2 separate regions of the Homo sapiens genome follow, and region 1 is linked to region 2. A link is an interaction called in ENCODE POLR2A ChIA-PET data of the cell type or tissue named here. Cell type or tissue: CD4-positive, alpha-beta T cell. All regions are shown on one strand. Links, peaks and the distances in the headings refer to the core of each region. The heading gives the core; the rest is flanking DNA.

Region 1 (12,414 bases), core at 224-8,223, 130 kb after region 2:
TAGGTACTTCACTGTTGGTTATATTAATCTTTTCAGCTTTTTGTGTAAATAAATGAAACAGTTGTTTAGTGTATATGCTTTAATGTATTTCAACAGAGTGTTCCATATCAGAAAGAAAGTGGCTTTAAAAAATGAGGAAGCTGGGTGCAGTGGCTCATACCCATAATCCCAACACTTTGGGAGGCTGAAGCGGAAGGATTGCTTGAGCTCAAGAGCTCAAGAAGAGCCTGGGCAACATGGTGAAACCCTGTTTCTATGTGCCTGTGGTCCCAGCTACTCAGGAGGCTGAGGAGGGAGGGTTGCTTGAGCCCAGGAGGTGGAAGGTGCGGTCAACCAAGATTGTGCCACTGCACTCCAGCCTGGACAACAGAGCGAGACCCTGTCTCAAAAAGAAAAAAAAAATAAGGAAGAGGGATGATCTGTTTATTTCATTGCTTTCACATGGACTTAGACGTGTTATAGATAAGTGGTTTAGTATTGTTCAGCTGACTACTCTATGCCAGGCCTCTGCAAGGTGCCCCCCTATGATGCTCTGTTTAACCTAGTCTTCATACCTGTACCCAGAAGTAGGTACACAACCAGTACCTGACAGGGCTGGGATTCAACCCGGTGAACACTGGGATCCCAAGTGCGGGCCACGCCCTCTTGACTTCTGCAGCCTCTACACCTCCACTGGAGGCCATTCCCCTGCAGGGTCATATGATCTGGACATGATCTGGGAATGCTTCTCAGTGTGTGCAGTCAAGAGAGCGAGTGGAGCTAAATCATCAAAGCTTCCATATTGATGGTGTCCAAAATGACAGTTGTTTTTCCTCTTTCTTTAGAAAGATAGAATTTTCAGTGTCTTCCTATGAGAATGTTGGAAAGAAATTATCCCCCTCTTTCTTAGGTGCAGATTTTGTCTGACACTTCATGTGTGTTTAAAGTATTTTTGATGTCCCAAAATAGTAATGAGGCGATTCTTTAAGATGGTTCCATGGGGTGGAGCTGTAGCAGTGAAGGTGAGGAAGAGCAAATGAGAGATCAGTTATGACAGAACCTGGAAATGCTCACTCACAGTATTCAGGAACCAGCAGCCCTACCTGCCTGAAACCGAACCGAGAACAGGAACAGCCCCTGTGGAAGCAACCGACATGTGATGATCAACCCAAAAAACCATGTAAACTCTGAAACAGAAAGGCCAAGCTGTCTGCCTCTCACATAGGAGGTACTGACAAGGTGGCATTGCCAGCTCCAGGGAAAACTGGCAACTGCTGAGGGTGTGCACTTGACATAGACTCATTCCTTCTACAAATGTGTATGGAGCACCTACATGCCCAGGCTGCGTGCTAGGCGCTGGAGATACAGCAGTGACATGGGGGTTGGGGGACTTGCGCTGCTCTGTGTGTGGTAGCCACCCCTGCCTGGCCACTTACTAAGGCTCAGCTCAGACTCCTCCTGGGAAGCCCATCCTGCTTTCTCTCTCCTCCTCCAATTTCCCCCATCTTTGTGTACTATGTACACACTTCACACATTGTATGTCAGATGTCGCTATGCTGCTACCTTGGCTAGACGGTGAACTCCTGGAAGAGCTGCAGGGTCTGGTTTACTTTTTGATCTTTAGCACCCAGCACAGTACCTGGCACAGAGGAAACACTTAGTAAATGGTGGTTGAATATTCTAATAAGTGAGTGAGGACAGCTTGAAACAAATTCTGGCTCAGAATGACTGTCAGAATGAGCTTCCCTGAAGATTAAGCATGCTTTAGCAACCATCCAACATGCTTCAGGTGGGCTGGATGAAAAGAAACATTTTAGACTTGACTTTGAACTTCTAGGACCTCAGAGCCTTATAGACTAGCAGAGCAGGGGGACAAGGCCTCTGCAAGATCAGATCCCAGCAAAATGGTCTGAAGTCCCCAAAGATTCCTGGGGGCCAAATGGGGAACTACCTCCCTTACCTGAGGGTTTATGGGCTGGGTGTTGAGCAGCTGTTTACGAAGCAGCTTCTGTGTGCCAGGCTGAGGATCAAGGACAAGTGAGATGCAGACCCTGCCCTCCAGGAGGTATAGTAGAGGCAGATATGCAAACGTATTTGTGTGTCAAAAATGACAATTATTGGCTGGGCGTGGTGGCTCACGCCTGTAATCCAGCACTTTGGGAGGCCGAGGCGGGCGGATCACGAGGTCAGGAGATCGAGACCATCCTAGCTAACATGGTGAAACCGCGTCTTTACTAAAAATACGAAAAATTAGCCGGGCATGGTGGTGGGCGCCTGTAGTCCCAACTACTCAGGAGGCTGAGGCAGGAGAATGGCGTGAACCCGGGAGGTGGAGCTGGCAGTGAGCCAAGATCGCGCCACTGCACTCCAGCCTGGGCAACAGAGTGAGACTCTGTCTCAAAAAAAAAAAAAAAAAAAGACAATTATTTACTCTCTTTCTCCAGAACAAGAATGTTTAGTGGCTTGCTTTGGGAATGTTGGAAAGGAATGAGTCCTCTTTCTTAGGTGCAGATTTTGTCTGACACTTCATATATATGTTTAAAGTATTTCTGATGTCCCAAAATAGCGATGAGGAAATTCTTTAAGATGGTTCTGTGGGGCCAGTGGGTGCTCAGTTAGTATTTATTGGACCAATCTGGTCTGAGTATGTCATTGATCTTTGTATGCTTGTCACCTGGTAGAGCCAGCACAGAGACAGTGGGCAGTGTCTGTTTGAATAAGGAAGAATGGAAGCGGGCAGGGAGGGGAGCAGGCTGTATCTGAAACATGTCTCATGAGTGCAGAGAAAAGGCTGCACCCTTAGGGGTGGGAGAGGGATCCAGAGTGGATTGGAAAAGGTTAAAACCAAAGGCAAGAGAGCAGCAGGTGGCTGTAGTGAGGCCCAGATGGAAGAGCATGTGATTTCGCATGCTGCAGTGGGACTGCGCAGGATAAAGTCTTCAACATAAGAGCTAAGGTGGAGGCTCTAGAGGGCGTAATGACAATGGCCATAAAATAAGAGGTTTGGGCTAAATCCCTGAGGTCCCAAGTCCTAACCCTGCATGAGCCAGGTGCCACTTCTAGCCCTCCTGTTCCTCCTCCCTGTCATTTTTGCTGTAATTCTTTTGTTGGCCACCTGCAAGTAGGTGTCCTTGGCACTCCTGCTGTCTGCCCTGCTGTGGTGAGTGTGAGCCGGGTTGCTCGTGCCCCTCTCTGAGCCTCAGCTTCTGCTCCTCCTTGGGCTAAATCCTGCCCCCTCATGCCCAAACCTTGATTGCTGCATAATGATTCAGCCCTTCTACTCTCTTTTATCTGCACTGCCTTAGAGCTTTGTCTTAATCCATATTTTAACACTTTCTTATATTTAATAAAGGTTTATTTGATCAACAAATGCTTAATGAGTGGCTACCGAATGCCTGCGCTGCCCTCATAGACTTGGTCAGGGAAGACAGACAGTGAGCAGGTTAAGAAAGTGCTGTGAAGTGGCATTTATGGCACCCTATATGAAGACTAACTGGTGTCAAGGGAGGCCTGTCTGTAGCGTGACAGCTGAGCTAAGATTTGAGGGATGAGAAGGAGGCAGCCATGTGACAGCCAGCAGGGAGAGCATTTAAGGCAGAAGCAACAGCATCCCACGAAGACTCTGGCTCCAAAGGAGCTCCAGGTACTCTTGCAAATGGAAAGGAAACCAACGGGCCTGCAACGTATTAAGCTAGGAGAGTGGTTGGCAGTGATGGTGGAGAGGTGGGCAGGGTCCCAATCGTGGAGGCCCCATGGCCATGGAGGGGTCTAGATTTCATTCCAAGTCCAGTGGGGAGCCCCTGAAGGCTTACGGCAAGGGGGTGGGGTGCCATCTGTTCCCTGTGGCTGCCATGGAGGAAGTGGGCACAAGGAAGGGAGAGACAAGTGGAAAGGCTGCAGTGGAAGCTCCAGGTGACGCAGGGGTGACCAGCGCCACTGCTGCGGCAGGGGGGATGGAGAATCAGGGGCTGACTTGAGACTTTGGAGCTGGCCATGTTAGTGGATAGATGGTGGGGATGAAGAAATCAAACATCTTTCCTGGATTTCTGCCTAAGCAGCTGGAGGGTGGTGGTTCCCTTTCATAAAATGAGGAGGACAGTGGAAGGAATATGTTTAGAGAGGGGGATCAGAGAATAGTTCCCTTCTAGACGTGTGGAATTGGAGATGACTATGAGACATTCCAGAGGCAATACCAGGCTTCCAGAATGCAAATCTAGAGCCAGAAGGAGAATTCCAAGATGGAGACAAACCTGGGAATACAAATGGAATTTAAACCTATGGAGCGAGTAAGATGACTGTCAGTTTCCTAGGGCTGCTGAAATAGGTACCACAAAATATCTGGCTTAAAACAAAAGACATCCAAAATCAAGGTGTCAACAGGGCCATGCTCCCTCTGAAGGCTCCAGGGGTAGAGCCTTCCTTGTCTCTTCCTGCCTCGGGTGGCTCCAGGTGTTCCTTGGCTTGTGGCAGCATCACTCCAATCTCTTCCTCCCTTTTCACATGACCATCTTGCTGCTGTGTCAGTATCTATGTCCAGATTTCCCTCTGATATGGATGCAAGTCACATTGGATTAGGGCCCACCTACTCCAGTGTGACCTCATCTTAGCTAATTATATCTGCAGCAACTCCATTCCTAAATAAAGTCACATGCCAAGGTGCCAGGAATTAGGAGTTCAACATAACTTTTAGGGGGACACAATTCAACCCATAACAATTATCTAGGGCTGGGTGGAAGGAGAGAAGACGGTGGGCTTAGGACTTGGCCAACACACAGCAGTTGGATAGAAGAGGGCGAGCCTACAAAGGAAATGGGCAAGCCACAAGCAGAGAGGCGGGACAGATATGGGGAGCAAGCGATGTCATGAAAACCAAGAATAAGTGTTTCAGGGCAGGAAGGAATGATCACCCGCGTGAAAAAAATGTGGCTCCCAGGTCACAGAGCTAAGAAGTTGATCAACAGATGTGACAGCGTGGAGATCACTGCTGATCTCAACAAGTGCAGCGCGTCAGTGACGCAGAGTGTCCAACTCCAATTAGAGGAAGCTGAGCAAATGCTGTGAGGTGAAGAGGTGGGAACCACAGGGGGAGATGACTCTCTCCAGAGAGTGGGCCTTGAAGGGGAGCTGAGAACTAGGGCAGCAGCTGCTGGGAGACGAAGGGATTAGGAAAGGTTTGTGTTTGGGGCTTTTGTTTTGTTTTTTGTGTTCTGTTTTGTTCTTGTGTTCTGCTTTGTTTTCTAACGTGGGAGCCGCTAGAGCATGTGGTGTGCTGTGTCGGCTCGATTTTTATGTCTGTGTCTTTCTGTGACACACGTTTTGTATTCGACTCGAGTTGTCCTGTGTGCTTTGATGTGGCTTTCGCAGCATCAGAGGCCTTCGCAGACAGTACTGTCTCCCAGCCACCTAGCCAGATGCCTGGGCATTTGTTCTTTACGGTCGCAGCAGGAACATTCTGCGGCACGTATCATGGTACCGTGAATGGCTGCCATTTCATTTTCTTGGTGGACTACAAGCAATTTTCCCAGGCCCCGTTCATGTCACGTCAGTCGTCAAAATCTATGTCTGGTGTTTCCTGCTAAAGAACATCACTAAAGTGCCTTTGTGTGGCCATTTTAGTTGTTGCAGTCTGCCTTGTTCATCACTGGGGAATGGAAACTGGAAAACGAGGTTTCCGTGGGTTAGGAACAGCCTTCCGGGCCATGAGAACCACGTAACTAACCTGATAGGAAGGGCAGGCCCATAGTCAAGTTCAGAGAAGTCCCCTGGGGCCAGACCGGCCTTCCTAAGACTTACTTGAGTGTCAAACATCCAAACCTACAGACTGGAGCGTCAGACTTCCAAACGTCAGGCTGCAAGAGGGCAGGGGCCAGCCAAGAGGCCAGGTGACAAGAATCGGGGGACAGAGGTGAGAATGTGCTTGATCCTTGAGCCAGCAGTCCAGGCCAAAACTCTCCTCCCATGAAGAGGCCTAGATCCACGTGAGAGGAGGCAGGAGGCCACCCCTGACTCTAGAACAGGGAGGGCAGAGAGAAAAGCAGGTTCTGACACCATAATACTTTTTTTGGTAGTGTTCTTTTCAGATATTCCCTTCTTTTCTGGCCAGGTATGGTGGCTCCTGCCTGTAATCCCAGCACTTTGGGAGGCTGAGGCAGGTGGATCACTTGAGATCAGGAGCTTGAGACCAGCCTGGCCAACATGGTGAAAACCCGCCTCTGCTAAAAATACAAAAATTAGCCAGACCTGGTGGTAGGTGCCTGTAATCCCAGCTACCTGGAAGGCTGAGGCACGAGAATCGCTTGAACCCAGGAGGTGGAGGTTGCAGTGAGCCAAGATCATGCCACTGCACTCCAGGCTGGGCAACAGAGCAAGACTCTGTCTCAAAAAAAAAAAAAAAAAAAAACCTGAAACAGATAGTCCCTTCTTTTTTCTAAGGGATGTGATGTTTTAAATAAACTGAAACGATCTCTAAAGGCACTGCTAGAGGCAACCTGGCAGTAATCTTATCAGTTACACACAATGATGAGTGAACCTGGGGGCCCTGGTATGTGGCCAACACTGACACAGGTGGCCTAGGCAGGTGGTGGGCTCGTGGTCACATGGAAGACAAGGGTGCAGCAGGGACATGTCTTGGAGCCACCACAGGCATCCCCAGCTCATCAGTGCCAGTGAGTAAGAGTGGCCCCTGACAATACATGCGCAGTCCAATGTGGGGACCAAAGGAGACAAAGGCCAAAGGGGGTGAAGTGCCAAGCAGAACACTGGCAGCTGAAGACGCCCAGCAGCAGGCGATGGGGACAACGGAAGGTTCATTAAATAGCAACAAGGCAACTCACTCCAGCCCCCAGCGGTCACTCCTTCTGCTGCCCAGACCGGCAAGTGTGACTGGTACTCTAGAAGCACGTAGTAGCCAGTACCCAGTCTCTAGTTGTGAGGAAAGGAATAAACTAAAATTTTTTTTTTTTTTTGAGACAGGGTCTTGCTCTGTTACCAGGCTGGAGTGCAATGGTGCAAATCATGGCTCATGGCACCCTCAAACTCCTGGGCTCAAGCAGTCCTCCCACTTCAGCCTCCTGAGTAGCTGGGACCACAGGTGCGCACCTCCATGCCTGGCTTTTTTTTTTTTTCTTTTTGCGACGGACTCTTACTCTGTCACCCAGGCTGGAGTACAATGGCACGATCCCGGCTCACTGCAGCCTCTGCCTCCTGGGTTCAAGCGATTCTCATGCCTCAGCCTCCTGAATAGCTGGGATTACAGACCTGCGCCACCACGCCTGGCTAATTTTTGTATTTTTAGTAGAGACAGGGTTTCACCATGTTGACCAGGCTGGTCTTGGACTCCTGACCTCAAGTGATCCTCCCACCTTGGCTTCCCAAAGTGCTGGGATTACAGGCCTGAACCACTGCGCCTAACCCCTTTTTTTTTTTTTAAGAAACAGGGTCTCACTCTGTTGCCCAGGCTGGTCTGAAACTCCTGGGCTCAAGTGATCCTCCCATCTCACCCTCCCAAAGTGCTGGGATTCCAGGCATGAGCCACCACACCTGGCCAAACTCCATTTTACTTGTGAAAAATCAGAACTTGGTAATAAGACATTTTTGGGTTTTGTTTGTTTTCTTCTTTTCAATACTATTATATAAAGAAAAAAGATTAGCAATGAGAACAAATTTAAAGGGGGAAGAGGAGGTACTTTTTCAGTAGAGAAAAATTCAGCTAGAAGATCCAAGACCAGTGGGGGTGTTTCTGATCGCCCTCTTCCTCCCCACTCTCATGCTAGGTGTGTGAAAGGTAACCAAGAGAAAGGTCTCCCCAGCTCCCTTCACTCCCACTCCAGGCTGCAGAAAGGGTAGGAAAGTAGCCTCTTCTACCATCTCTTAGTGAAGTGGAAAATTTATAGAGAAAACAAAAATCAGGCTAATGCATTTCATTATCAGCAGAATGCCTTGAGCTACTTTCTTTCTTTTTTTTTTTTTTTTTTTTTTTTGAGACAGGGTCTATTTCTGTCGTCCAGGCTGGAGTAGAGTGGTGCAATCTCAGCTCACTGCAACCTCCACCTCCCGGGTCCAAGCAATCCTCCCGCCTCAGCCTCCCAGGTAGCTGGGACTATAGGCACACACCACCGCACCCTGCTAATTTGGGTTTGTTTGTTTGTTTGTTTGTTTTTGGTAGAGACAGGGTTTTGCCATGTTGCCCAGGCTGCTCTTGAACTCCTGGGTTCAAGCAGTCCACCTGCCTCAGCTTCCCAAAGTGCTGGGATAACAGGCATGAGCCACCGTGCCTGGCCTTGAGACATATTTTTTTAAAAAAACATAAGCTGTGTTCATATCTCAAACTTTGAGCCTGGTTTTGTCCAAAACATACCCCTACCTAATCATGACAGATTCTTAGAAAAGAAGATGTACCTGGGTGGTCTCTTTAGTGTTGATTACCAACTCCCTGTGAAATGTTCTCTTGGGGTTTAGGTGATTTCCTTGAAGGGACAGAACTCCTGCATTCAGGAACAGGTTGTTCATGGAGTTTACGCTGGAATCCTGGTTGATACCAGACTCTGTATTCATGAATGGGGTTCTATAATTGTAATATTAGGTAACTTCTAAGAAGATTAGCTTTTTAGAAGCTAATAAAAAATAGCAATGTTTCCTTAAGAAAGTGTGATGTAAATTCTTAAGAAAGGATAATTGGCATAAACAGATATTGGACTTAATCCCGTTATTTTGGGAAGGGGACAGCTTGTTTTACATCTTCCTGAAGATAGAATACCTCGAGTTAGGTGTGGTTGTGCATTCCTATAGACCCAGCTACTCAGGAGGCTGAGGCAGAAGGATTGTTTGAGTTCAGAAGTTCAAGACTATAGCGAGCTATGATCATGCCTGTGAATAGCCACTGCACTCCAGCCTAGGCAACATAGTGAGTTCCCATCTCTAGATAGACAGAAGAAAATAGAAGACCTGCGTTTCAGAACTCCTTTGTAAAAACCAGGCATTCTCTGAAGATTAGTTTCCCAGACTTTCAGCTACAAAAGATAACTTCAGAATATCTCTAAAATGGTTGTTAGCTCATCTGATTGGCGTGTGAAGGTAATGAAGTCAGTAGACGTGGTTCTCTGTAGGTGTGTTCTAAACACACAGACTTATCCTTCATCTCAGCCAACCTTCCAAGTGGGCCCTCCACTAATGGAGGGGACCAAGCCAAAGAATGGAAGGATTGTTGTAGCACAGCGCCTCTCCTGAGAGCCACAGGCCCTTCAGAGGAGGAGTCAGTAATGGCACCCCAGGTTTGAAAGATAGTATTCATATAGAAACAGCTTCCTGCATTTCCAACTTGCTAATGGTTTCTTCCATTCTTCCTTTTCAGGGCCCCTGAGATCATCCTTGGTTTACCATTTTGTGAGGCAATTGACATGTGGTCCCTGGGCTGTGTTATTGCAGAATTGTTCCTGGGTTGGCCGTTATATCCAGGAGCTTCGGAGTATGATCAGGTGGGTCCAGATGACACAGATATTCACAAGACCTCATTCTTCATCTGGAAAATAGCCTGGATTAGCATTTCATTGATTACATGACAAATGGGCGGGACTGTGGAATGTCACGTTGTCTCCCAAACCTTGCTTCCCTTAACCTTGCTATTTTTTCTTTATTCCTTTCTCTTTTCCCTTTTTCTTTTTTCTCTTTTTTGTTAACTTCTTTCCCTACAAAAATTGTCATTTTCATTTTTCTCAAAGCCAGCAGAGCCATTAGTATACCATATGTATAGTGACAGGAAAAGCCCTGACCTCATTCTTATCTTTTCTTGCAGATTCGGTATATTTCACAAACACAGGGTTTGCCTGCTGAATATTTATTAAGCGCCGGGACAAAGACAACTAGGTTTTTCAACCGTGACACGGACTCACCATATCCTTTGTGGAGACTGAAGGTAGGAAGAGCGTCTCCTCCACTCCTCACAGTGGCCCAGCGCTTAGGGAAGAGGGCCGTAGACCCATTAGTGGGGAGCTTTTGATTCAGTCAGCAAAATGAGGGCACTGGGGGTGCTGTTGTTAATACATGGTATGGCTGAATCTGAATGCTCAGAAGCCCCTCTTTCCCTTGGCCTATCGCCGCCTGTGAGAGTCCAACCTTATGATTGCTGAACTCCCAGGATTTAATCCGATAAGCCTTGATGACTGTCTGATTTGTGCTAGGGAGAGAAACGAACCCCACTCTGCCCTTGAGAGCTGGCAGTCCAGAGGGAGACAGGACCATGTGCCACAAGCTCCCGCCCACTGTAGTAAGGGCCCTGTTCCTGGTCAAGAATGGGTGTGGGTGCCAAGAGGAAGGAGCATTTAATTCTGCCTGCAGCAGAGGGGCAAGGAGGAGCATTTGAACTGGGCCCTAAAGAATGAAGAGGGAGCGTGGTGGCTCACGCCTGTAATCCCAGCACTTCGGGAGGCTGAGGCGGGTGGATCACTTGAGGTCATGAATTCGAGACCAGCCTGGCCAACATGGTGAAACCCCGTCTCTACTAAAAGTATAAAAATTAGCTGGGCGTGGTGGCATGCTCCTGTAATCCCACCTACTCAGGAAGCTGAGGCACGTGAATCACTTGCACCTGGGAGGCGGAGGTTGCAGTGAGCTGAGATTGTGCCACTGCACTCCAGCCTGGGCGACAGAGTGAGACTGTGTCTCAAAAAAAGAAAAGGAAGAATGAAGCGGGTTTGCCCAGTATAGAAGTGTGGGGTGGCGGCTGGGGTGATGGGGGTTAGGGAGAGGGGTTCCAGGCAAAGGAGGCTGCCTGGTGAGCCCATGGGAATATCCTAAGGCCCAGGGAGGTGTCTGGTTCACACAAGTAACCATAAACCTGAAACTCCGGGGGCAGGGGCTTCACTTTAACAGAAACATAGTTTGCTTTCACTTTGATCTGTGCCTAGCAATTAAAATCAAAGTATTTTCCTGGTAAAAAGAAAATAATAAAGTCTTAAATATGTTTCATTTTAGGTATTTCTTTTTTTGCAGCAGGGTGGGTGGGTGTTTGTTTTGTTGTTGTTTTGGATTTGTTTTTTTAATGGAATCTGCAGCCAAATCCTAATATGGTTTAAAGATAATATATATCCAGTAGTCACAAAAGACTGAGAAAAGAGATTTGGGAACTGAGCAAGCACTCAGGCTATTGATGGGAGGCCTGGCATTTGGCAACTGTGAGGGTGAGTGTCAAGGTCAGGTCCAGTAAAAAGAGTCCTCCGGTGGAGGAGGGTGAGGCTGGAGTTTGCTGTTGTGTTTTATTGAAGAGCCTCAGTCCCACATGTCCAGCTGTTCCCAGGACTTAAGCCGCTCCAGGTGTGCTGTCCTTGAGTGAGATTTTGAAGACGAATTACCTCTGGATTACCTCATGGATGAGTACAGAAATCCATAGTAATTGGAAACAGCAGTATCTCCAGCCATTTGGGGAATGTAGGTCTGTGTCTCAGCCACCAATAGAGGGGCAGCCCAGCCACAAACTCTGGGGCCAGCTGCCACCTATTGGCCATGTGACCATGGCAAGTGCCTGGAGCTTTCTCTTCCTGTTTCCCCATCTGGAAAATGGGGATAGTAACTGTGCTACCTAATGTGGTTGTCAAAACTATTAAATGAATAAATGTGCTTTAGAACAATGTCTGGCACGTAGCAAGAGCTATGTGCATAAGGGTTTATTAAATAAAATTGGAAAATGCATGGGAAAGCCCTTTGCTTTTCCACAATGGAATCTTGCCTTATTCCTTAGACTCAGAGAAGGCTGTAAGCTGATCGAGGATGTGGCATACCTTGATCAGCCTGTGGTATGGAGCAAGACTGCTCCATACCTGACCCGGAGCCAGCCCCTGACACGTGTGCATAGGAAGGAGGAGGGATGGGTTGGTGTGGATGAAGAGAGAAGGGAATTGCAGGTGTGCAGGTCATTGAAGAATCAAAATCTCTTCCGAAATGTGGGAAAGAGACCCTCTGTGAGACACAGGAGTTCCAAGGCTTGAGTCCCAGTGATGAGGAGCTAAGTCACGCTACCAATTGGCTTTTGCCTCTCTTGACAGACACCAGATGACCATGAAGCAGAGACAGGGATTAAGTCAAAAGAAGCAAGAAAGTACATTTTCAACTGTTTAGATGATATGGCCCAGGTAAGCTTCATGGGTGAGTATGCAACGTAAGCCCTTTAAAACCAAGGGCAGCAAGACTTCTGCAATAGTAATAGAAGATAATGGGTTGAAATCCACATTATTCAACTGCAGTGGTTGACCTTGACCTTAAATAGTTACAGCCAGTCTTAGTAAGAATACCATTTGGTGTGTGAAACATTTTTAAAACTTCATACCAGCTCCTTTAAAATCGTTCCAGTTGGCCAGGCATGGTGGCTCATGCCTGTAATCCTAGCACTTTGGGAGGCCAAGGCGAGTGGATGACCTTAGGTCAGGAGTTCAAGACCAGCCTGGC
Region 2 (16,067 bases), core at 3,995-11,994:
CAAGGATTAGGTTGCTAGGACCCGCATTCACTCACTGTGATGAGTGTGCCAAGACTCTGATGACCTCCTTTCTCCTGCCGTGGTGACATCCTCTGGGTTCAGGAAACCTGATTTTTCCCCTGTCTCAATCAGAGCACATGGACTCCCTGTGTGCATGCTAAACGAGCAGAGCTTTTCCTGTAGATTTCTATAAGAAGAGGGATTCCTTGTGGGTTTTGAGCTCCTAAAGAGTGTGCATGATTCTTCTCAGGAAAAGTATAACGACACGAGAGGGAATTGTTTCAATGGGGTGCTGCTGCACCAAGTTGGAATACCAGGTGAAGGCCCAGATACATTAATGGAGCGTTCTGAACCGCCAGAGATTTAGACAGAAATGCTGTTTTTGAAACAAGGGGTATTTGATAATACCAATTAATGGGTGGCAAAGAGAATCAGTCTTCCAGGGCTTGCTTGAAGGATAGGTTTATAAATAGCATGTTAGTTTTTGGTGGTTTGGAACTGAACTTCTTATAAAAAGGTTTATTTTCTTTAGAAGGTTAAACATTTGCCTTGTGATTGTATTTCCTCCATCAACTTGCTTTGCGAGGCTTTTTCAATATCTAGTGCAAAGGCCAACCACCAAGGTCTCTATTATGGGTTCTGAATGAGAGGAGCCTAAATTCCAAGTTATTTATGTTTTCCTCTCCCTGAGATATGCTGTGTTGATTACTATTGGCTTATGTAAAGGAACACTTCACAGACTTCCAAAAACTGTCTGCTGCAATTCATCATCAGATGGACCTGAAGATGCCTATCTACCAAGCTGTCTACCAAGAAATGAGATTCTGAATCATCTTGGGTTAGCAGAGTTTGATGACACATGCCCTAAAATATCTGTTCCTGTGTTTAGGTTTTATATTTTAAAAATGAGTAAGTATAAATGTTGCTTTTCTTCTCGCCACATTTGAGTAGTGAGTAAGGTGCCTTAATTTTATCCTTGATTTCAGACAATGTGCTATGATACTTGAATCAGAGAAACCTGAGTTTGAATCTAGTGATACGACTTTGGGCTTTATTGGACTGTGCAGGAACTCCATTAGAAACTAGTGCACGTAAAGTCCCTGGCTGTAGTAGGCATCTTCTCAGAGTGTGTTAAATCCCTCTATCTTCTGAGATGCTTACAGACATGATGACTCCAGGGAAAGAATAACCCACAAATAGTTTCGAAAACCAATAATAGCAACATTTCAATTATTAATCTCCTGCGATTCCCTTTCCAGTTTGGGCACCAGCAACAATAAACCCCCTATAGCCATAGAAGAAAGAACCTTCTTTTTACTCCCTCTGTGACCTTTCCAGATTCTTTATTTGCATTGAGCTTCTGCTGGTTTCAGGTAGAGAATTTCTCTTCTATAGTGGCACTTTCTGTGCTACTTGAAAAATGTGGAAATAAACTGCTGGGGCAGAGTTTCAGGGGCTGCAGCTGTGCCTCTTGGAAAGTATCCCCAAGTATGAAAGATAACCTTTGCCGTTAACCAAGATCCATTCCTAAACAAGGCAGCAGGCTGGGCAAGGGAGCACCCAGAGGTGGTTCACCAAGAGCCTCCTCCAAGGGGAGGCTCCTCGCCCACCACAAGCCAGGGTCTGCCTCACCATGCATTAAACATCATTTTCCTACAAAAGACAATTTGGTGCTTTCTGTAAGTTACAGGGGCTCAGATTCTTTGTATTTTATGTTTTATATTTCTTCATCTCTCTCTCTCTCCCTTCCTCCCATAGAGACCAGTCTTGGGGAACCACCTTTGAGGTTTGTGTGGAGCAAAGTAGTGATGATCAAGAGGGTGTGATATGTGAGCATTTCTTATTGTTCTCTGAACGTGTAATTCGCCTGTGCTTTCTGGTAGTCTTATTGATGACAATTCAAGGACTTTGGGTTGGTGTCAAAGACGGGCTTCAGAATAATGGCAGTAGACTTTATATAACCACCGATGGGATGTGAACTTGAAAGGCCCAAACTCGCAAGAGTTCCATTTCATATAGCTATTCTCTTTTGGGGGAAAAAAGAAAAGAAAAACCTACAGTATAGGCAGATCTTTATTTTTCCTATAAAAGAAACCCAGATGCTTGAGGGTCACGGTGATCACTGTGACTTAGGCCATATTGACTTTGTGCTGTGCACCGCCCTGCGCCCTTCACCCACATGAACTCAAATGTTCCACCTCTTGACAGACGAGGGCCCATCTTTAACGCATTCATTCAGCAAACATTTATGCAGGACCTGCTGTGTGTCAGGCCCTGTGGCAGGTTCTGGGTTTGTCGAAATGACAAAATCTTAATCCCTGTCCCTGACTTTACAGGGTGGGGGAAGTGAAAGAAGCATAGACTCACTAGACCATGGGTCTGATTCAAGATGGAATTTTTTCTTCTCCTTTTTTTTTTTAGTGGCAGTTCATACTTCTAACATGCCTATGCTTTCTTCAGCTAGAATGGGAAGACTTGGGTAGGCACAGTGGCTCACACCTGTAATCCCAGCACTTTGGAAGGCTGAGGCGGGTGGATCAGGAGTTCGAGACCAACCTGGCTAACATGGCGAAACCCCATCTCTACTAAAAATACAAAAAAAAAAAAAAATAGCTGGGCGTGGTGGTGGTGCCTGTAATCCCAGCTACTTGGGAGGCTGAGGCAGGAGAATTGCTTGAACCCAGGAGGCGGAGGTTGCAGTCAGCTGAGATTGTGCCATTGCACTCCAGCCTGGGCAATGGAGCGAGAGTCTTTCTCAATAAATAAATAAAGAGTGGGAAGACCCCATTTTCCTATCTCTCTTGAAGTGTTTTCTTTACGTAGACTCAAAAAAGTGTTTCTGAGTGTAGAAAATACTCATTACAAGCTTTCTTAGAAATGTCCATAAATATTACTGTCTGTAACTTGCAGAAGATCCTGTCTTCTTCTATTTGTTACTTAAATTTTATATCCTTGCCAATGCAAATACGTTTCTTATTTGCACAAGTTCTCAGAGACTTTCGTTTCTGATATTTGGTGTGTCGTAGGCTTTGTTGCGAGTGGACTCTTGCATCATATGTGGCTGTTGGAGAATTGATTCCCAGCCTTTTCGCCTGGCTGAGACCTTGTATTCCAGGTAGTTGTGTGGCACTTGGTGGTGGGGATATAGATCGGGCTGTCACTCCGAAGCATTCAGTGGCTACTTACCCAGAGCAGATCATTCAGGGAATTGTGGAAAAAGAAAAGCCTGACCTAGCTTCAGGGGCATAGAGCCCCAGAGCAGAAGACCTTGACACAGATATAGTTCACCCCCGTCTTCAGGAAGGTGAATGTCTGTGACTTGAAATTGTCAGTTCATTATTTATTTAATTATTTTTTCCAGGAAAGGGCAGTTGGAACTCCCTGAGTGACCAATTCCAGTATTCTATTAACCTGATTGTCAAGAAATTCCTGGGCCTGGCTGAAATCTCGCCTGCTGTCATTCAAACTTGTTTTCTTTTACTCAATTCCTTTCTCTAAAACCTTTCATATACTTAAAGATAATAACTGGGTCTCTTTAGCTTTTTCCTCACAGAGCCGGTTTTGTGTCACTGAAAGCATCTCCTTTCTCTCTTCTGAACTCTCTCTAGTTTCTCCCTATTTAAAAAAATGGTGGCAGTTAAAACTGAATACAGCTCTTTAATAATGTTCTCATTAGTACCGCATATAAGAGAAAAACGACTTCAGGGTTCTTGCATCATCGTGAACCCCTGGAGGGCAGGAACCATGTCTGATTCATCTTTGTCCCCTACAATAGCCGTGCAGTTCCTTAAACCTAGTAGGCGCTTCATAAATATTTCTGGAATTGACTGTTCCTTTTAATGCATCTAAGTTATAACTTACGCAGCCCTGGATTGGTGACTCATCTGTAGCTCGCATTCATTTCGGCCGTCTTTATTTTTCTTGTACTTGTATCTGGCATCCCTCACCCCAACAAAGCCACCTTCTGCTTGACTCCACTGATCACTTTGCATTTCACCCCTCAACTTCCAACTCTTTAGAATCTTGCTTAATTATCTCCCGTAGATCTGACAAACAGAATGCAGAGGCCATAAGTATAAAAACTTGAACTACACTTGAAAGAAGAGCAAGCACACAGAAGAATCTTGATGATTCAGAGCAGTGTCAGGTCATCCTCATTTAGAAGGGACCGTTTGTCAAATTCGTTATAGATTCTGAGTCAGCTAAAGCCATACCTGTTTTACTAGGTTCTCCAAGGTGAGTGAGCTAGGTGTTTATGAGAGTGGTTACAAGTCAGACTTTCAGAGGGTAGTCCTCCCTCTCTTTGGTTTAAAGCCAATGGAAAAGGCAAAAGATGTAATGAACGACATCACTGCAGGTTGTGTTTTTTCTGACAGATATCTTTGCCCTTAGAAAGCAAGCTAGTAAAATCATTGCCAAAAAAGAAAAGGCAGAAAACCTTTGAAACTCCAAAATATCTTTGTGGTTTTATAGCTACTTATTTCTGAATACAGCATTGAACAAATTTGTAATGTTTTTGACAGTAGTCTGTTTTAACAATTCTTGCCTAAGTACTTTTGCCTTAGTAGGTTCTGATCAATTAAATGCCACTGTGTTTAAGCAGAATTAAGATTGATCAATTCTTCTGCATGTGTTAATGCTGTCGACTCTATAAAAACCTTTGTCACAAAAAGAATGCAGCCTAATATGTGAGTGGACAAGGGTATTTTTCCTCCAGGTGGTTCTGTCCATCCGCAGTGAGAGATCACCATAGAACCTTCCATGACATTGACTACGAAAGCACTTCTGGCTTCACACAGTCACAGATTTGCATCTTGAAGAACAAAGGGTTTGTTTGTGTATTTTTACCATTTTCCTTCACACTAATATTTCCCTGTTGATTCAACCTATGGAATCGTTATTCCCAAGTAAAATCATTCGTCCAAGGGCTTATGATAAGAAGCCAGCTCTATACAATATAGAACTTATAGTTTCATAGCATTAAGGAAGCAAATTTTAATGGTGTTTGTGCCTGGATTTCTGTTAAAAGTCACAGGGTTATAATGCCGAGGTTGTGAGTATTAAATTAAAAAATTTTAAAAAGTCACAGGGCAGGGAGATTTGGAAAACTCCAGCTTATTGCCGATTGTGGAAATGTGTTCTTTTAAAATTTGTTTATTTTGTATCTAATGAAAGATTTATAGGGCTCTGACAAAAACCAGCATGTACGTTTTTGAAACTGTACAGAAAGACAGCAAGTTACACCTTCCTGAATTCTGTGTCACGGCATCTACTCACCAGAATCTGAGCGGATAGCAGGGACTTCTGGAGGATAGTAAGTGTCAGGGGAACTCGTGACAGGGAGAAGGAGCACCAAGAGAGAATGCACACGTGCTTTCGGCCTTTTCCCCTGAACCACTCACCTCTGCAGCTCCAGCACAGTGTCATTACTATTATTCATTAAGTGTGACCTGTACCATCAGGAAAAGATTCATCAGTTTCATTATGTTCTGTTAACTGAGCCTGGGAGGTTCTCTAATGTATTACAGAAATGCTTCCACTAGTCAGTGGTTAAAGAAATTCTTTCATTTGCTTGTTACAGTGATGTACTCCAAAGAGGATTTAAGGCTGCTTAAATGGTTAAGTTTCTGGTAGAGAGGGAAATTAATTTATGTAGATCAATTTTGTGGATAGCTTCTTTCCAAGGATGTCGGATAAATGAGGTATTCCTATAGAAAGAGACAACAGCAATAGGCAAAGCTCTGGTGTTGGCTTAACAAGGTGAATAAGCAGAGTGCATAATGGAATTCATTTGCAAAGTAATTTTTGCTTGGCTGGAGTGGTAAGCACAAAATAGACTAGCAGATGAGAATGGTAAGTGTTTGGGATCAGTTGTTAAAAGGTTTAAAAGGGGTTCTAATTCAAGTGACATTTTGTGGTGTGGAGAAGGGGACCGATATTATCAGAATGATACTTGAACAAGGTAATTTTTACTGGCCTGGGTATAATAGAAGGAACCAGACAGCCAGGGGTGGGCCATGCTGGTAGGCCTTGTGGTGCGGTGGAAGGCACTGCGGCCGTGGAGATGGAGGTGGGCCATGCTGGGAGGCCTTGTGGTGCGGTGGAAGGCACTGCGGCCGTGGAGTTGGGGCAGGGCTGCTGTTGGGGTGGTGCAGGAGAACACGCATCGAGCACTTGTCGGCTTGCCTGGTCCAGAGGTTCAATAAATGTTGGTTTCTTTTTGCTTTCCTCCCCACACCTTATGGCAGTGATCTAGGATCAGGAAAACTTGCTGGGATTGGCAATACCATGATGTTCTGTTTTTCTAAAGAATCTCTTTTTGTAGGCTCACTCGCATTTCACAGAATCTGACTGGGTCATAGTATAACCCTGGTGGGGTCTTCATGCGTTATTATTCAGTCTTTGACACATGAGAATCTGAGGCCAGAGCAATGAAGAGGCTGTTCCAATGTTATGTGTGCTGGGGGAGCAGAGCTAGGGCTCTTCCTCTCCCTTCCCCTGTAGCAGTGTGCACAGAAGCCCCAGAACACTCCAGAATGCCGAGTGGAGCTTTGCTAGGCTGCACTGCCAGGTGGGGCTCCAGGTATAGTGGTTCCTACCAGGCTGTCAGAGCCACTTCCTTTTTCCCCAGAGGCATACGGAAGCTCCTGAGTTCTGGTTCTCGTGGTCCCCTTGCAGCCCACAGTGCTACACTGAGCCCCTCCTGCAGGGAGTGTTTCCCTCTGTCCCAAGGAAAGCAAGGCCACAGTGCCCTCAGTGGTTCCTTGTGTTTCCCTGAGAAAGTTCACAGCTTGTCACCATGAGCTACTTAATAACAACAACAACAAAAATCACAGGAGAGAAGTCAGTACGATCATGATGAGTTTCACAGAACCTCAAAGCACTTTTAAGTCATTAAGCAGCTTTAAAAAAAAAACTGATTTCCCAAGGTACAGTTTAAAGTCATTTTATCTCTTTGACATCACCAAAACTTGAGCCCTGCCTCTTGTCTCCAGGCATGACAGTCTGACCTCAGATAGGGTCCTGTTGTAGTCTCTGTCTGGGGCTACTCCCCACCTGCCTGGGAAGCATTTCAGTCCAGATGAGCAGCATTTGAAATTAGTTGAACACTCAGACTTTCACGGTTATAAGACACAAACTAGGGAGTGAGCTTGCCCTGACATTTGTGGGTCTTGGGTCAAGAGTGTGAAGCGAGGCCCCCAGTCTGCCATCCACCCAATTCTCTCTCTCTACTCCTGGTCTGTGTGTCCAAGCTGCGACCACTCCCACCTCCGCTTGGAACTGGGGTGCCTCTTGCCCACCTTCCAGGTCTACATGTACACCCACAGGCCCTGGGAAAGGGCCTGGAAGCAGGCATGAAGCCTTTTGGGCAGGGAATCTCATGGCCCCAGGGACCCAGAGCCTGGTCTTGAAGAAGAGGGTGGGTGCTCAGCCTATGAATGGGCACAGCCCATGTTGGGAGGGGTGAGCTTGGGCCTTGACCCAATGAGGTTCAGGGCTTGAGCCCTTGTTGCCCTGTCCTAAAGGCAGTACTGATAAGGGGACACCTTGCTTCAAAAACTGAAGCAACAAAGGCAACTTGAAATGTTTCCTGTTTATATGGCTGGTGGTTGCATTTCTGCATCCTCTGCTCTCCTTTTCCTCCTCAACCTTGGTCTCATACATATGATTGCTTCCTAAAGCAAAGCTGATGAAACTGACCCATTTCCTGTTGCTTGCCAAAGTAGTTCAGTAACCAGTATGTTCCTTCTGCTGGTGAAACCTGACAGAGAACCTGGTAATTCTGACAGCTGTTATGTTTTGTGGGTTTCAGCCACTGACTTCCATGGCCTCTCCTACCATCCTTCTTTGATGGCGTCTCTGCTCTCTGCTTCCACCTATTTATTTTTTCCCACTTGTCTACCCACAGAGCCAGGCTCCCTTACCTACCTGTTTATTCTTTGACTGTGTGTTCCTTGAGCGTGTATTTGCCTTGTTTTACTTGTAGGTGTGAAGGTCTAAGTGGATGTACACACAGAACCTTCTTTGGGGTGTATTTGTGTAAGGGACTGTCTGGAAGAAGTGGTTCTTCAACCTTTTTGCCCTTCAGTTCTCTGGAGGGCTTGTTACAACAGATTGCTGGGTTTCACCCCCAGAGTCTCTAATTCAGTAGGTCTGTGGTAGGCTTGAGCATTTGCATTTCCAGTTGAGGACCATTGTTTTGGAAGAGTACATTCAGAACAAAAAGTCAGAAATATTTAGAATCAGATGGTGGTTGTTTTGGTGAAAGCTTTTCTTGGATGTGAGAGAGTCAGGGACCTGGCCTTAGCATTCTTCGCAATTCTACTGCCTTTTGTGGCTGTGACTTCCAGAAGCCATAGGCACATGCAGATCCAGCCTCCGACTTCCTCTCCTCTCACCTGCCTTCACATCTTCTCAGGGAAGGTCACAAAGTGCAGGAGCCACTTTCTCTTGTTCATTCAGAGCCAGCTGGTCTGTGTAGTTCATCCAGTTTGGTCTTGGGGCCCCAGAATAAAATGGGCCAAATATCATCCTCACAATAGTAATACACTATTATTAACTAATATTTAAGAGCTCTATGATTTTCTCCATTTACAGAAGAGGAAATTGAGGCTTAGAGATATGAAATAATGTATGCAAGGACTCATAACAAGTAATTGGTAGAGCCAGAGTTTGAACCTCAGTCCACTTGTCGCCAGCGCATGCCCTTATCTTCACTGGCAGGCCACCCTGCTTCTTGCAGGTAAGTTAGAGTGATCCATGCCATGTGCAAGACTGACTCCGGTAAGAAGGATCTGGGATCCTCCTTGGAAAAGAGGCAATCAAGCTGGAGACCGAAGGTGCTAACACAGATTTCTGTGACACTCTTGTTCCATTTGTCCTGTTCATCAAACAGGGTCAAGTGAGGTGGTGAATGTACAGCACTTGGACCTGTGGCTGGCATGTAGGAATGTGGTAGAGGGCAGCCAAGCCATGAGTCCCCTTTGAGAGCAAAACATATCAAATATTCAGGAATACTCTTACTGAGACCTCTAAGGAAAAACATGTTATGGGAAGATGATCATAACAGCTAATACCGCACACTTGCTATTGCCAGTTCTGCACTAAGATTTTACATGTGTGAATTCATTGAATCCCTGTAGTAACACTCAAAAGAGGTTCCACTTCCACAGTGTTACACAGAGGCACAGGCAGGTGAGGCAGCTCCTGAGTGCAGAGATGGGATCGACTCCAGGCAGTCTGAGTCCAGAGCTGACTCCTGACCACCAGCTGCACAGTAGAGACTCTTCCTCATCCCTCCTAGATGAGAGAGGGCAACTTGTAAATACATTGGTTCTTCTCCAAGTATCAATGGTCTTTGTTTTCATCAAAATCTGGATAAGTATTTTAAAACTTGAGAGACCAATTTCTGTTGCTTTTCTTGAAAGATAAGGTGGTAGGACATAGGTTAGGCATGGACCATAAGAGTGGTGAAGGGGTTAGCTCTATCCAGTGTCAAACCATAATGCTTCAAATCTGGGACAAAATTTGACAGACCCATCCATGGGGCAGAAGGGGGGAGGCAGATTTCAGGTTCCATAGTCTGTGAGCATTTAACAGAAGATGGAGGAGGTGCTGTGAGGCCATGGGGAAAGGAAGGCTGATTACCTGAATGGGAATGGGACTATATGAGAGCAATCTGAAAAATCTCAGTGGGTATCATCACCTCACATCATTACACCAATGTAAATTCTGCCTGATTAAAATGTGAGGTTTGACAAAAATATGTTCAAAATACATTCAGTGTTCTGGGGACTCTCCTAGGTGCCAAGTGTACAGCATTGAGCAAAACAGATAAAATTCCTGCCCTGAAGCAGCTTGCGTTTTAGCAGATAAAGACAAACGTTCCACTTTTTTACAAAGCTTTTTACAAAAGCTTGAAGGAAATGGAAGTGGATATTTATTAAACCTCTGGAGGAGTTGAAATTTCTAAGATTAGAAGCTGTAGATGAACTCACAGAGGAAAATATTATTAGTCTTGTCAGCATAAACATTCCCCAAATGTTAAGGTTATTTACTATCATGAGTTATTCCTCAGTGTAATTCTATGTAACATTGAGGTTTGTCTAGATGTTAGGATAGGTCCTCCAAAGTAGATATACTAGGTCAAGGGATTTGAACATCTGTTGGGTTCTAGATACATCACCAGGTTAATTTCCTTGCCAAAGTTTAATTTTTTTTTTTTTTGAGACAGAGTCTCGCTCTGTCATCTAGACTGGAGTGTAGTGGCATGATCTCAGCTCACTGCAACCTCTGCCTCCTGGGTTCAAGAGATTCTCCTGCCTCAACTTCCTGATTAGCTGGGATTACAAGCACCCGCCACCATGCCCGGCTAATTTTTGTATTTTTAGTAGAGACAGCCTTTCACCATGTTGGCCAGGCTGGTCTCAAATTCCTGACTTCAGGTGATCCACCTGCCTCAGCCTCCCAAAGTGCTGGGATTACAGGCGTGAGCCACCACACCAAGCCTAAAGTATAATACTTTTATATTAAACAAATCAAACCACCAAGATGAAAAATTGAGTTAACCCACCTGTTTGTCTGGGTGCTGCTCTCAGGCCTGGGCCCTGCTGTCATTCTACCCCTCTCGCCAGGTGACATATCATTCCCAGGTTTTCAATGCTCCCTCTATCTGTTAGGGACTCCTAAAGTTGTATCTTTACCTAGACTTCTTTTTTCAGCTCCAGAGTCATAAAGCCATCAAGCTACTGGACCTCTCTCTTTGGATATCTCATCCTTAACACATTCAAAGGAAACATCTTGGTCAACCCCCTGAAATATACTGCTGTTCTGGAATTCTTTATTTCCATAAATGGCACCTTCTGTCACCCAGTAGTTCACATCAGAAACCCAGAGTCATCCTTGACTTTGTTTTACTTAACATTTAACCCATCACCAAATTGTATTGATTTTTGCCTCCCAGGTGTAGCCATTCTCATCATTCGCCATAGCTGTGTTCTCTAAAGTCGCCAGGAACACTGAATTAGTGAATACTGAATCATTACTCCTAAGGGAGATACAGAGTTAGGTTCCTGTGAGCCTCTGGTCATATTTCCATTGACTGATCAATACGTAGTATCAGTTTCGTTGGTGTAATAATGTTGTATGTTGGTAGATGTTGTACGTTGGTATAGCATTACATATGTTGGTGTGATGATGTTTTATGTGTGTTTCTGTTTAAACATATATCTTAGCATATAGTTTTGATTAACATCAAACTCATGCCCAACAGCACTATAACTCATGCCTGAACGAGCTTATCTAACACATGCGTTTCTCATAAGGCACATCACAGTCTTCTTGTGCTTAGGAGCACTAAGCAGCACTTTAGCACTGTGCTTGGGGACCATTTAAACAGCAAAATCACCAACAAAACACACCAAAATGCAAAAAAAATGTGGCACTATATAGACAGTTGAAAGGGTACTTGTTTATAGTATAAGAGCTGAAACAGGAAGGCAGAGTGTCACCATTGTGGAGCTCAGCTGGGAATGTGTGTGTTGACCAGCGCAACTTTTTTGCTGCTCTGCGCATGCGCAGGCATGACCAAAAGTGCTCTGAGTATTGACTTTGGGGTTACAAACACCTTTTAGTGAGTAGGTGAATTTGCAAATGTGGAATCCAGGAATAATGACGACAGACTGTTTATCGTGAAGCCATCCATTTCTGTCTCCACTGCCATCCCTTGTCTGGGGGTTGGCAAACTTTTTCTGTAAAGGTCCACGTGGTGCATATTTGAGGCTTTGCAGGCCATCTGGTCTCTGCCGCCGTTACTGAAGTTGTAGAGTGAAAGCTGCACAGACAATACATACACGAGTCACGTGGTGGGAGGGGCGTGTGGGGGGGGGGGCGTGTTCCGGCAAAATCTTACTCCTAAAAGCAGACTTGGGTTTGAATTTGGTGTCCAGTCTGTAGTTTGGATCCCTGTAGCTAGCCTAAGCCACCATAATGTCTCATCTGGACTGGCTTCCTGACTTGTCCCTCCATGCCTGTTCTTGACCTTCCCCAGCCAGTTTCCCATAGTGATATTAAGTGCACATTAGATTCTGTCACTGCCGTACTTCAGATGTCCAACTGCTTTCCATCACACTTGGAAGAAAATCCTGAATCCTGAACAGCATGGATCACAGCACAGTCCCGGCTTGCTTCTCTGATCTCCCTGGACACCAGTCTTCCCCTCTGTTTGCCCCATCCTGGCCTCTTTCAGTTCTGTGACTGTTCCCAGCTGTTTCCTGCTTCAGCACCCTTTCCCACACAACAGTCTTCCCTTCCTGGAATGTTCTCCTGCCTGGCAGCCTGGTTAATTCATGCTCACTCTGTGGTCACACCTCAAATGTCACTTCCTCCAGGAGGCTTTCCCTGATCCTCCAGTGTAAATCATATTCCCCTCTTCTCATCTCAGAGCACCCTCTTCTTTTCCTTCATGACACTTAACAATTTTCATGAACCCACTTATTTGGGCATATTTGTTTTCCACCTGCCTTCCCCATTAGGCTGCAAGCTCCATGAAGATAGAAACCCATCTGTGGTTGTCTCTGTGTTCTCTACCCCGTTACCATCACGCACATTATAGACACTTCTGAAAACTTGGCAAATCAGTGAATGATTGTACAACATGCTTTTGTTCATACAGATTTTTGTATGAAACTGCAATCGAGGAAATTGCCACCCTTTTAGAGTGTATAGTATATCTTCAAAAATTGACAGTGATGATTAAAAGCAAAAGACATCTTGATAGGTGAGTTTGTAAATGGGTGTGCACGTGTATCCGTATTGTCAAAGGGTGATTCTGAGACAGACACTCTGCGAACAGGTATATCTGGTGTGAAGTTTTCTCCCTGGGACTTGAGTGCTGCATTCAATCCTGCTGGTCTCACTTTTCCCCTAGAGCTTTGGAACTTTGCTGGTAACATTTTCACATGAGGAAGTGGAGGTAAAGTTTGCTTGAGGAGGCATTTCAGCACCCCTCTTAAAAATTGACTTTGCTCTTGTTTCTTCTCTCAAACCATCACCTCATCTCTCTTAGACTTTGTCGGTGCTAGTTGTTGTTCTTTCTACAGTGTTGCCACCATCTGGGGAAGAAATCTTTGATTTGTCAGAGAATCATCTAAGCAATGAAGTTCCAACTTGGGGGTTGTTCCCAAGTCATTCCAGGAATCCTCCATGCCACTGATGGACAGGCCACTTAGCATATTTTAGAAAGGTAACAGATCATTTCTAAGATGACCTTCTGTAGATTACTAGTGAAACCTAAAGCCTTATGTAACTGCTTTTTTATGTATTTAGTACAGAAATAACATTTTCTAATTAAAGGAAATTAGAAAATAAAGGCAAGCAAAACACTCCACATACACACAGTTAGTCTCTCTCTCTCTCTCTCTCTGTCTCTGTCCAGAAATGACCACTGTTACATCTCTTAGGTCTTTTTGTATGCATAGATGTGTGCACATTTTTTTAACCAAAATGATGTATTACTGTTTTATTATCTGATTTTTTTGGATGACAGTCTCCAACTTTGTATTTCAATAAAGTTCATCTCGTTTAATACCTTGTTTCTATTCCGATTTCCATAACTGGCCCTCAAATACCCTTCAAGGCTGGTTTGTCGAAATCACCATCTAATCGAGTATCGTGCCCTATGTCTGGTTGTAACTTCCTTTTAGTCTCTTAATCCAGCACAGTCTCTTATTGAAGCAGCAGACCAGTTGCTGGTCTTGCCTCCAGAACCTCTGACCTGCTAGAGTGTGAGGTTGCTTCTTTATGGTTAGGCTTATTTCTCCATCCTCTGATTTCCTGTATGGAAAAGCTTGCAGGATTCAAGTTGTTTTTGACTAGATCTCACCAGAGCTAATTCAGTGTGCTTCACTCACTGTTACTAAAAAGGCCCACTACTGGGGATGCTGAGATTGACCCCTGGTCTAGGGCTGTGACAGCCTGAACCCACCATCGTCCAGTTACACTTTCCCCCTAGAGACCAGCAAGTGACTTGTGTGGTATAACTTTGCATACAAATCGTTTACTTAATGGTTTTGTACCCAGTGGTCATTCTTGCCTGAACCATACCTTCCTTGGGTTTTGGGAAATGTTTCTGTAATTCTTTCATTTCTTCTATAAAGTAGAGCTTTCCTGTACTGCCTGGGGCCGTCTGGTTACCCTGACACATGGTTCCCACTGGAAAGGCAGGATCTGTGCTAATGCTTTCCCTTTCCCCATTAACTTTCACAGTAAGGAGTTTAATAACCACTTCACGTAGTAACACGTGGTTTTTTTCTGTCTTTCTAACATTATACATTCATGGATTTTTATTGATCTGGTGTGTTCTAATCATTACTCTTTTGTTACAACTTTTAGGCAGTGAGACCCCTTCAGCTAGGTCCTGTGACCTTTTGACAGAACTTCTATAATCTTGAAAATCTGTGTTCATTCATGGCACAAATGCCCCAAGCTCATCTTGTACTTTTCAGTGGTATGGGACAATGGTATTAGAGAGTACAATCAGGGTATTGGGGGTGGTTATTGGTGCAGAGGTGACTTGTTTCTAGAGAACTTCAGTGGACAAAGCTGGAAAATATATACTGTTAAAATTTAAGAGTTCAGGTGGACATGTCCAGTTTAGTTTTAAAATCCTTATGCTTTCACTTTCCTTAGTAATTATTTTAACTCCCTTTTTCTGGTATGGAAAAATCTTTATTTTTTCTTTAACCTATAAATGTAAAGAATGTAGTTTCGAAATACCAATATTTATATTATTACCAATATGGAACTACAGAGGAAAGTTTAATACTTCTTTGTAATTTTTGTTTTGTTCTTAAAATGCATTCCACTAAGGGTATGTATTAAAAATACTGTGTTCTAAAATTCCTAAAAATAAATTCTTCCTCAGAGAGCATGTCACCCAGTTTGATGTATGGTTAGGCTCATATCATTCAGTTTCTTTTCAGTTTAGGACATTTTGAATGGAGCTTTTTTAAGATGGGTAATGCATTACGTGGCTGAAGGGTCAAAACTATGTAGATGTGGGCCGGGTGCGGTGGCTCACGCCTGTAATCCCAGCACTTTGGGAGGCCGAGGTGGGCGGATGATGAGGTCAGGAGATTGAGACCATCCTGGCTAACATGGTGAAACACCGTCTCTACTAAAAAATACAAAAAAATTAGCTGGGCGTGGTGGCGGGTGCCTGTAGTCCCAGCTACTCGGGAGGCTGAGGCAGGAGAATGGCGTGAACCTGGGAGGTGGAGCTTGCAGTGAGTCAAGATCACGCCACTGCACTCCAGCCTGGGCGACAGAGCAAGACTCTGTCTCAGAAAAAAAAAAAAACAACTAGGTAGATGTTTAATCTAGATGATGGGTATGTGAAAAATTGTTAAATCATTCTCTCTACATTTCTTTTGATATTGGAAAGTTAAAATAATTAAACAATATAGAGAAGTATACACAATGAAGTCTTAACCTGTGAACTTTGTTTTTTTTCTTTTTTATTATTTCTGTTTTGCAGATGAGCCCTATGCACTTTGTTCCCTCGTAGATAACCATTTTTCTTAGTATCTCGCTTAACCCTTGCGTCTTTCATTTTTAGAGGTTCTAGTGTGTGTATGGGTGTGTTCTTATTCCCTTACACAAAGGATAACATAACACATACAGTCTGTTGTTCTACGTCTTAACTTTTTTCTCTTAATAATACATTCTGGAACTCTGCATATTTGTACATAGAGATTATCTTCAGTCTTTTTTATAACCTTAGAGTACTCCATTTTGTTGATGTGTGATGATGGCACAACAACATAATCTTGGATTGTGTCTAATCCTCTGTCTTTTCAAATCACCTGTAATAGATAACCTTGTAGACATGTCATTTAATACTTTTGTAGGTGCATCTGTGAAATGAAATCCTAGAAATGGGATTATATAGTCAAGGGACAGATACATCTGTCATTTTTAAAAGTTATTGACAAATTCTTCCTGTAGGGTTTATACCGTATTCTACTCATGCAAGCAGTATGTGAAAGTGCCTGTTTCCCTAGAACATC

Evidence for each region. ChIA-PET counts read pairs that join two places held together with the same protein. Peaks named below come from ENCODE experiments on the same cell type or tissue, not always from the same donor. Only the 100,000 strongest peaks of a DNase experiment are listed, where the experiment ranks them.
Region 1: POLR2A ChIA-PET joins it to region 2 with 10 read pairs; 10 of 35 experiments call an interaction of 5 or more read pairs at or near these places.

The regions. Positions count from the first base shown.
Region 1 is chr7:139,628,640-139,641,053 of GRCh38, reverse strand. It overlaps HIPK2 (homeodomain interacting protein kinase 2), which reads left to right. Exons shown (of 15, transcript NM_022740.5): 3 at 9,329-9,452; 4 at 9,770-9,889; 5 at 12,015-12,101. Among named protein-coding and RNA genes, the nearest start is that of CLEC2L, 110 kb to the right of the region's middle. In CD4-positive, alpha-beta T cell, for the core only: no CTCF peak of the experiment used is centred there; DNase peaks (open chromatin) are centred at 4,973 and 5,333; H3K4me3 peaks cover 1,035 bases; H3K27ac peaks cover 1,371 bases.
Region 2 is chr7:139,759,296-139,775,362 of GRCh38, reverse strand. All of the region lies in intron 1 of HIPK2 (homeodomain interacting protein kinase 2), which reads left to right. Among named protein-coding and RNA genes, the nearest start is that of HIPK2, 11 kb to the left of the region's middle. RefSeq lists an enhancer at 1,412-1,591. In CD4-positive, alpha-beta T cell, for the core only: no CTCF peak of the experiment used is centred there; DNase peaks (open chromatin) are centred at 6,902 and 7,692; H3K27ac peaks cover 3,662 bases.